2 separate regions of the Homo sapiens genome follow, and region 1 is linked to region 2. A link is a contact called in ENCODE Hi-C or POLR2A ChIA-PET data. All regions are on one chromosome and are shown on one strand. Each heading gives the region's core, a stretch centred on a gene start or an enhancer-like site at or near the end of the contact. The rest is flanking DNA. Distances are from core to core; before and after follow the strand shown.

Evidence for each region. A loop is a pair of places that touch in the nucleus more often than their neighbours do. ChIA-PET counts read pairs that join two places held with the same protein, here RNA polymerase II (POLR2A). Pooled maps may share reads with other maps.
Region 1: a loop to region 2 is called in a pooled map, with 2.4 times the contacts of the local background. The contact joins two enhancer-like sites. A Hi-C loop is called at or near these places in 2 of 50 pooled maps. POLR2A ChIA-PET finds 5 or more read pairs at or near these places in 4 of 52 experiments (Caco-2, H1, OCI-LY7 and 1 more).

The regions. Positions count from the first base shown.
Region 1 is chr3:52,370,860-52,374,938 of GRCh38, reverse strand. It overlaps DNAH1 (dynein axonemal heavy chain 1), which reads right to left. Exons shown (of 78, transcript NM_015512.5): 42 at 2,853-2,993; 43 at 2,552-2,712; 44 at 1,886-2,043. It also overlaps the pseudogene PPP2R5CP. Among named protein-coding and RNA genes, the nearest start is that of BAP1, 37 kb to the left of the region's middle. RefSeq lists a silencer at 1,492-1,751. Within about 2 kb of position 1,667, at least 3 of the 41 ENCODE cell types and tissues checked have a DNase peak (open chromatin) inside an H3K27ac peak, as active enhancers do; they include OCI-LY7, where a contact is called at or near this core.
Region 2 is chr3:52,251,850-52,256,168 of GRCh38, reverse strand. It overlaps WDR82 (WD repeat domain 82), which reads left to right. Exons shown (of 9, transcript NM_025222.4): 9 at 1-1,735. Among named protein-coding and RNA genes, the nearest start is that of PPM1M, 8.2 kb to the right of the region's middle. RefSeq lists an enhancer at 2,419-2,738. Within about 2 kb of position 2,753, at least 17 of the 41 ENCODE cell types and tissues checked have a DNase peak (open chromatin) inside an H3K27ac peak, as active enhancers do; they include OCI-LY7, where a contact is called at or near this core.

The DNA of each region.
Region 1 (4,079 bases), core at 418-2,917, 120 kb before region 2:
AAAAACATTTCAAGTAACCCTGGACGTTTTCATGTCACTCTCGTTTTTAGTACCTGGGGATTGGCTTTGGCTAGATTTTCTATTTTAACCCATGCTTCTTCTCGTACTTCCATTTTTAGCTTCTCTTTTAGTTTCTCTGCTTTGGACTGTTGTGTACAGTCATCAAACAGCTTTTGTTCCATCTCTATGAACAGATTCAGGGCGTTGTATATCAAGCCATGTATTATCTTGTTCCAATGGGTCTTTGAGTTGTGGTACAAGGAAGGAAACATGATGGGCAGAATCTTCGCTGCATTGTCACTGATTAAACTCATGATGTATTCATTATTCCAGTAATAGAGAGCTCGCTCTGCCACCTGGAAGTGTGGGCTGGAGACACATTTGGCCAACTGCCGGAAGAGGGGCTCCATGGTCTTCACAAATTCTGATGGTTCAATGACATCTAAAATCGCTTCTAATTTGTTTAAGAACATTACTTCTTTTGGACTGTGAGTCTTTGGCCAGCATTTGAGAAGTGTCATCACCACTGGTTCTGTGGGGGTGCTGTCCTTTTCTAAAAACTGCACTCCACAGTATGCCAGCTGGGGGTGGTAGACACTCAAGAGATTTCACTTTGTGCAAAGGTAGTAACACCTTCAATAAGAAAATCTTGTGTTCTTCTTTTAGTGGTAAGGCAAATCCATTAATTATACTTCCCAATATTTCCAGTAACTCTGCTATGCCATTATGATGCTCTGTTTCATAAATAAACCTATAAAATATATTATTTATCTGTTTTCTGATGTAAGCTCTCAAGCCTAGGAATTTCCCATAGATTCTGTGAAGGGTGGTTTTAAGAAAATCTCTCTCCTGAGGATCTTCACTGTCAAAGAGCTTTAAAAGCTGCAATACAAACTTCTGATCAATATATTTCTTCGCTATATTAGATTGGAAATCTGCAGACTCTAAAAATCTTAAGAAAAATTCATAAATAAGTGTAGATGAAGCCAGCCTGCTTCTAACGTTGGTTCATCTTCCTCTGAGTCAAATTCTGCTCCCGTAGGATTGGAGGAAGGTGGTAATATTCGAAACATGTTAACTGCAAACATATGGACTACTTCTGGGTAAACAGGCTCTGTGATCACATTCCAATTATGGGTGATATATTCTACCATTTCACTTAAAGCAGCTCGTTTTAATTCCTTCTACTTTAGTTCACTTAGTGGATCAGAAACAAAGTCAAAAAGGACGCAACACTGACATAACTTCTGGATAAAAAACTTCTTTTGATCAGCAGGAGGAACATCTTTTAAGGATGGTAGTTTTTGAAGTTCTCTATTACTGCTTGCGCTAAACCTTGAAGAATTTTGCTGTTTGTCTTTCTTCACTATGGGCTGAGAGACGGGTACTTTTATTTTAGCAGACACTGTAGACGGGACAGCAACAAGGCTGTTTTTCCTGACGGAAATTTGCTCTGATTCTACTGTGTCTTGTCCTTCTTTTGAACTTTTTCCACTCTTCCCTGCTTTTGGTGATTCTTTCTCCTTCTTGTTTTATTCGGCATGGCTGGAGCGGGCCGCCACCGCCCTTGCCGCTTCCTGCCCCCGCAGCAGCAGCGCCCCCGCCCCGCCGTCGCGCCCCCGCGGCCACCACCGCCACCTGGGGACTGAGACATTCACTTGCTCTCGCTTCCCCTTTTCCAGGCTTCCAGAGGCTGCGGCAGCCGTGGCGGCGGCGTCTCTCCGCCCCTCCCCCAGCCGGCCCCCCTCCTCCCCTTTAATTTTAAGAGAAATTAAAACATTTTTGTGGGTGCCTTAAAGTATTGTAGGCCTTCAGTGCTGTGCCTCCTGTGCCCCTGCACAGCACGCGTAGCCCTTGCCCTGTGAGCCAGGCCGGCCACACTCACCAATGATCTTGCGGTCGTACCAGCCGCCGTGGTCCATCCACTGGCGCAACAGCTCGATGGGTGGCTGTGCACCGTAGGTCTCCAGGGCCGGCATGTTCAGGTCATCGATGAAGAAGATAAAGTTGCGCCCCAGAGGTGGTCCAAACACACCCTTCCGCCTGAGGGGAGGGGCTGTGTGAGCCCAGCACCCACAGGCACCAGGTCCTCTGAGAATCCAGGGGCGAACGGGTGGCAGCTTTGCCTCTGGGAAGCCCTTGCTAAATTTTAGCCTCCTCCAAATTGCTAGATGCCTTGACCCACCCTCATCCTTGTTCTGAGTGTCCTGGGACAGCTGGGACAGGCTGACCTGAGTCTGAGCTCCCTCAAAGTGAGTCTCGCCTCCCAGGCAGATGGACAACAGGCTTCTCACAGACAGACCCAGGGCCCTGTCCAAGGGCACAGCCAGGGCGAGCACCCACTCGCTGACTGGCTTTGTAGGAATTTTTGATACAGGGAAGGCTCTGGAGCAGTCTGTGAGGGAACCCTGGGCCCATTGGGGGGCTGTCAGCTCCCCCTGGGAGGTTCCTGGCAAACCCAGGAGCATAATTTGGTGGAGAGGTGGGACAGCAGCTGGATCGGCCAGGCTGGGAGGATGCAGGGGTGAGGAAGGAGGGAGGGGTGCCCTGCCTCTTGTCCAGCTTGCTGTCAATGAAGTCCTGGGTCTGGTTGGCTGAAGTGCGGGCTGAGAAGGTGAGGAAGTGGCTGATGTAATCCAGTGCCAGGTTCTTGAGGAGCTTGTCAGAGATGGTGAGCGTCTTCCCCGTGCCTGTTGGCCCAATGCACAGCACCTGGCAGAGCGGGGATGGCACAGGAGCATGCGGTGGGCCTGGTGCACAGGAGGAGCTGCCCCTGCATCCATGTGGGAGGCTGGTCAACCCCCAATATAGGCCTTGGGGACAGTGGAGGCAGGGCCTGGGGGGGTGCTCACGGGCTTCTTGTTGGTGAGCAGCATGTCCAGTAAATGGGACATCTGCACGGTGTCCATGGTGGGCACAATGATGTTGCAGTAGTTGGTGTCTGGTACCATGGTGAATGGAGCTGAGGAGTCCATCCACTTCACCCAGGCAACCTGGAATCATAGGTGGCTCAGCAGTGGGCCTGGAACCCCTCCCTGCCCCACTCCTGGCTGCGGCCCCATGGCCAAGTGCAGAAGGGCCAGGAGCTGCACGGCTGGGCTTTGGCAAGCGGGTCCAGGTGCAGGGCTGCTTCCGGCGGAAATGGAAAGTCCTGTGCCCTGCTTTCTGCATGGGGAGGGGGACTCCCAGCACAAACAGCCAAGAATGGGGACTCTGAGCACAACTGCATAAGAGGGCTCTCCCTGCCCAGGTTGGGGGCTCCCTAAGGACTGCCAGGCCCTGAGTCTCTGCAGAAAGGAGAAGCTCCGAGAATTGAACAACCCAGAATGCAAAGGGGTTTTCTGTTTAGTTTCAGGCTACCCGAGAAATGTGGGGGCCAGAACCATGGGCACTGGTGTCAGCTGGAAGCTGAGAGGCCACTAGGTCCAGTCTTCCCAACACTGTCCCCGCCTGCACAAATCCCTTCACTCACAGCAGCCCTGACCCAGCTTGCAGACGTCCCCTGATGGGGGGATCACTATGGCCAAACCAATGCATCCCACTGGGCACAGTCTTAAACGTTAGACCCAAATGTGCCCTGGGAGCCCCCAGCAGGACGCTGCACAGTAATGGACAGGTCTCTGCAGACGCCTTTCCACCTCTGTCCTCCTGGGCTGGGGTCTTGACCTTGGGATGAGGGTGAGCTCATGGAGCCCTTGCTAGCTGATAGTAGCGATGAGGACACTGAAGCAGGCTTCAAGAGCTTGCCCCCCAGCCCTCGGGAGCCCAGTCTCTGGGAAAATGGGGCTTTTAAGTGGAACTGAGGTGGCCAGTCCCTGGGCTCCGCATCAATGTGGAAGAGGCAGTGCATATGGCTGGAAAGGGAGGTACTCGAATGTCTCCCCTCTTAGCCCAGCCCTAGGTTCAAGTACAGCTCTGCCACATCTGGAAAACAAGCACAATAATAACCACTCTACAGGGCCATGAGGATTCATGAGATGATGCAAATAACCGCTGCCTGAGACCTGGTGGCCATCAATGTGACGGCTCCCTGTGTGGCCATAATTCATTGCGGGAACAGCAGCCACCCAGTGGTCCCT
Region 2 (4,319 bases), core at 1,504-4,003:
CAGCTAAGTGAGGGTCTTGGGATGACTTGCTGTGTTCCTCAAGCTGCACTTTGGGGCCATCTCTGCAGTATTAGCCCCCTTTTTGCTTGGTGGTACTCTGTCTGTGCCTGTGTGTGTGTGTGATAGTCACTCTTGCATGGCTTCCATGTCTGGTTTGTGGCATTTGGGGATAAGGTGCTGAAGCCAGAGCATTTGCAGTTTGTTTGAGGCCTCGTTGCCAATGATAGATCACTCCTGTTGACCTGGTATGTCTGCTTGCTTGCTGCTTTTCCTTGCTTTCTCTTGGAAGAGGAAAGGACTCTGGTCAGGCCCAGGCTGAGTGAGATGAGCTGCAGCTGGCTCATGGCCTTCTTAGAGCAGAGAGAGGAGTATGTCATTTTACTAAGTTCCTAAACAAACATTTATGCAGGCAACACTCCTTGCAGATCCAGAAACTGAGGCACAATAGGGTTATGACTTGCTCAAGAATATGTAGCTGCTAGGGGGTAAATCAAGGCATCACAATTTCTGTTCAGCGGGCAGGAATAGGCTGTGAATTGCTAGCACTTTTTTTTTTTAAGCAATTACTTTTTGACTTGTTCCTCTGAAAGTGCAAGAGGCGTACACCTTTCCCAAATGTAGACTAGAATCTGCAGGATGCCACCCACTGTATAGTTCTGCTTTCCCAGAGAGGAAGAACTTTTAGAAACCAAATGATCTTAATTGTTATTGCCCACCCCTGGCTTTTCCGGGTAGAAAATTCACAGTAGGAATGATTGTTAAGAGAGAGTGCTTGGAACCATGGGTTAACAGGAAAGGCTACCTAACTTCACATATCTGCAACCAGAGCAGCCACCAAGCATTACTTAGCAGCAGGAAAATGATTGTATTTGAGTTCCTGTGTGTCCAAAACTGAGCACCATGTTCTTTGAAAACATGCCACCTCAAGGCTGGGCGCGGTGGCTCACACCTGTAATCCCAGCACTTTGGGAGGCCGAGGCGGGCGGATCACCGGAGGTCGGGAGTTTGAGACCAGCCTGACCAACATGGAGAAACCCCATCTCTACTAAAAATACAAAATTAGCCGGGCGTGGTGGCATGCGCCTATAATCTCAGCTACTTGGGAGGCTGAGGCAGGAGAATTGCTTGAACCCAGGAGGCGGAGGTTGCGGTGAGTTGAGATCGTGCCATTGCACTCCGGCCTGGGCAACAACAGCAAAACTCCGTCTCAAAAAAAAAAAAAAAAAAATGCCACCTCACAGTCTCTATCGTTGGGCCCTGTGGTTGCAAAGCTGCCTCCTGAATTAAGAAGGAAAGGGAAAAGATATAGCTGGAAGCGAGTGGAAGAGATGCTGAGGGCTGGGGCTGCACAGACGTGCTCAGCAGGGCTACAGGTGCTCAAGCCCTATTGGGGATGGGTGGGGAGTGGGGCAGCGGCGTTTGCCACCTTAAGAATTGGGGCCAAAGCCACTGATGTTTATTTGACAGTGACACTGCACTGGGTACTTAAAGAAATTATTTCCCGTTGTAATTATAATTACTGCTTATTAAGGAAAATATGGGAATTTTAGAAAGAATCAAGTTTGCCACCCAAATGCTACCACTGTTAATCTTTTGGTGTTAAATGTTCCCCCTAGACATTTCTGTGCATAGATTTTTGGTGTGTTTACATAGTCGTTATTCTGTATATACAATTTTATGTCCCTTTTGTACTTAACGTATAAACATTTTTTCCATGTTACAGTCTTAAACAGAATTTTATGGCTGCAGCCTCTTCGATTTGAGTTTCTGTAGCATGGTTTGCCTGGTTCCCAGAGCTGGAGGGAGGCTTGGGTTGTCTCCTGTTAGTTCTGGCTCACACTGCAGCTTGCTGTAATGCTGTGTAGACGGATTGCTGGGCTCCCTGGGACTGCCTCTGACTGCCCCTTGGTAACTAAGATTTATGGGCTGGTGGGAGGAACCCCTAGAACCAGCCTTCAACCCCAGGCTGTAATAGCCATAGAGCCAGCAATGACTGACGGGGCAAGGCAAGCCTGAGCCAGCCTGAATCTTCGGAGACTGTCTGGCACTTACCTCAGGCTGCCTTGCATCCTCTACTGTTTACTCAACCCTTCACCAGATTGACAACCTCTAGTTGGAATATGTTTTGTCCTGCTAGACCCTGGTTTCAGGAAGGCAAGAATACTGGAGTCTCTCTGAGGCCCCAGCACCCAGTCTGGCAGAAGGCAATTGCTTTGGTAACCCATTTGCCTGGAGGCTGCTGCTCTAGCTCAGCATTCTCAGAGCTGTAGAACCTGCTTCCTGCTCTTGCCTCGCCCTCTCTGGACCAGAGAAGAAAACCTTGGGCCTGCCACATTTTCACATTGCTCATGGGACTCTGCAACAGTGGCGGAGGGAACATCCTAGCTTGTGTGTGACAGGCCATGCACAGGCTCTTCTGACACTACGTACGTAGGAAGAGACCCCCTCCTGGCCTGGTGGGAGGACTGCTGCCGTGTTCAGCTCTGCTGGGAGACATGAACAAGTAGGTAAGCATGGCTGCCCTTAGAGCAGCCACTCTGGTCTCTGTCCTGCTCGCAACTGAAAGACCTACTTCACCCACCCCCCAGGCTTCATTCAGCCTTGTGACGTGAGGAACAACAGCAGGCATGGTAGCAAGCTAGGCAAGCAGGCTGTGGGGGCGAGCTGGCTCAGCAGTTGATGTGGGTAAGAGAAGCAGGCACAGGATGCTGCCCACCCTTTTTTTTTTTTTTGCTCAGGCGGAGTGGTGAGGTAGTGGAGGCTGTGGTGAGGAAAGAGGAAGTGACACTCCTACAGGCTGGTAGGACAGCACTCAAGCTGCCTGGCTAGAGGAGTCCTAGCAAGACTACCATAGGGCCTAGCTGTGGACAGGTTCAACCCTGAAGTCCTGCACTGTGGAATATAGCAGTGGGAAATATCTGATGCAGTTTTTCCAGTCTTCCCTGGAGAATGTGTAGGAAATGAAATCTAGAGTTAATGGGTAGGAAAGGGGGTCTGAGGCTGGGTGCAGTGGCTCACGCCTGTAATCCCAGCACTTTGGGAGACCGAGGTGGGTGGATCACCTGAGGTCAGGAGTTTGAGACCAGGCTGGCCAACATGATGAAACCCCATCTCTACTAAAAATATTGGGTGTGGTGGTGTGTGCCTGTAATTCCAACTGTTCAGGAGGCTGAGGCAGGAGAATCACTTGAACCCAGGAGGCTAGAGGTTGCAGTGAGCTGAGATGGCACCATTACACTCCAGCCTGGGCGACAAGAGTGAAGCTCCATCTCAAAAAAAAAAAAAAAAAAGCCGGGGTGGGGTGGGTTCTGAGAGCCTCTCAGTTGAGTTAATTATACAGGTTTTACCATTGGCTCTGCGACCTGTTGGATATTCTTCTTGGCTGCAATTTTGGGCTGTCAGTTGCCTGGTGAGAGAATTCACCTAAATTATAAAGTAGGAGTAAATCAGAGAAGGGTCAAGTAAAGCTGAGGTCATGAAGGTGGTTTGCCTTGTAATTCAATAGATACTTCCTGAGCACTTGAGCTTTGGTACGTTCTAGTTGACAGCATGGCTGTTTTTGTTTTGTTTTGTTTTTGAGACAGTTTTGCTCTTATTGCCCAGGCTGGAGTACAACGGTGCGATCTTGGCTCACTGCAACCTCCGCCTCCCGGGTTCAAGCGATTCTCCTGCCTCAGCCTCCCGAGTAGCTGGGATTACAGGCATGTGCCACCACACCTGGCTAATTTTGTATTTTTAGTAGAGACAGGGTTTCAACATGTTGGTCAGGCTGGTCTCAAACTCCGGACCTCAGGTGATCTGCCTGCTCAGCCTCCCAAAGTGCTGGATGACACACCTGAGCCACCAGGCCTGGCCCCATTTTTTTGTTTGTTTTGTTTTGTTTTGAGACAGAGTCTCACTGTGTTGTCCAGGCTGGAGTGGAGTGGCACAATCTCCCCTCACTGCAACCTCCACCTCCTGGGTTCAGGTGATCCTCCCACCTCAGCCTTCCAAGTAGCTGGGACCACAGGCATATATCACCATGCCCTACTAATTTTTTGTATTTTTGATAGAGATGGGGTTTCACCATGTTGTTCAGGATGGTCTCAAACTCCCGAGCTCAAGTGATCTACCTGCTTCAGCCTCCCAAAGTCCTGGGATTACAGGCATGAGCCACTGTGCCCCAGCCAAGATGACAGCATAGTCTTTTTGGAGAAGATGAACTAAGCTGCTTATTAAACAGCAAGCCCTAAGGCCCTAACTTTTATCCAGCTAATTATAGCTTTATAGAAATCTGCATTCAAAAGTAAGTGAAAAAGTCACAGTGTACATCTGTAATT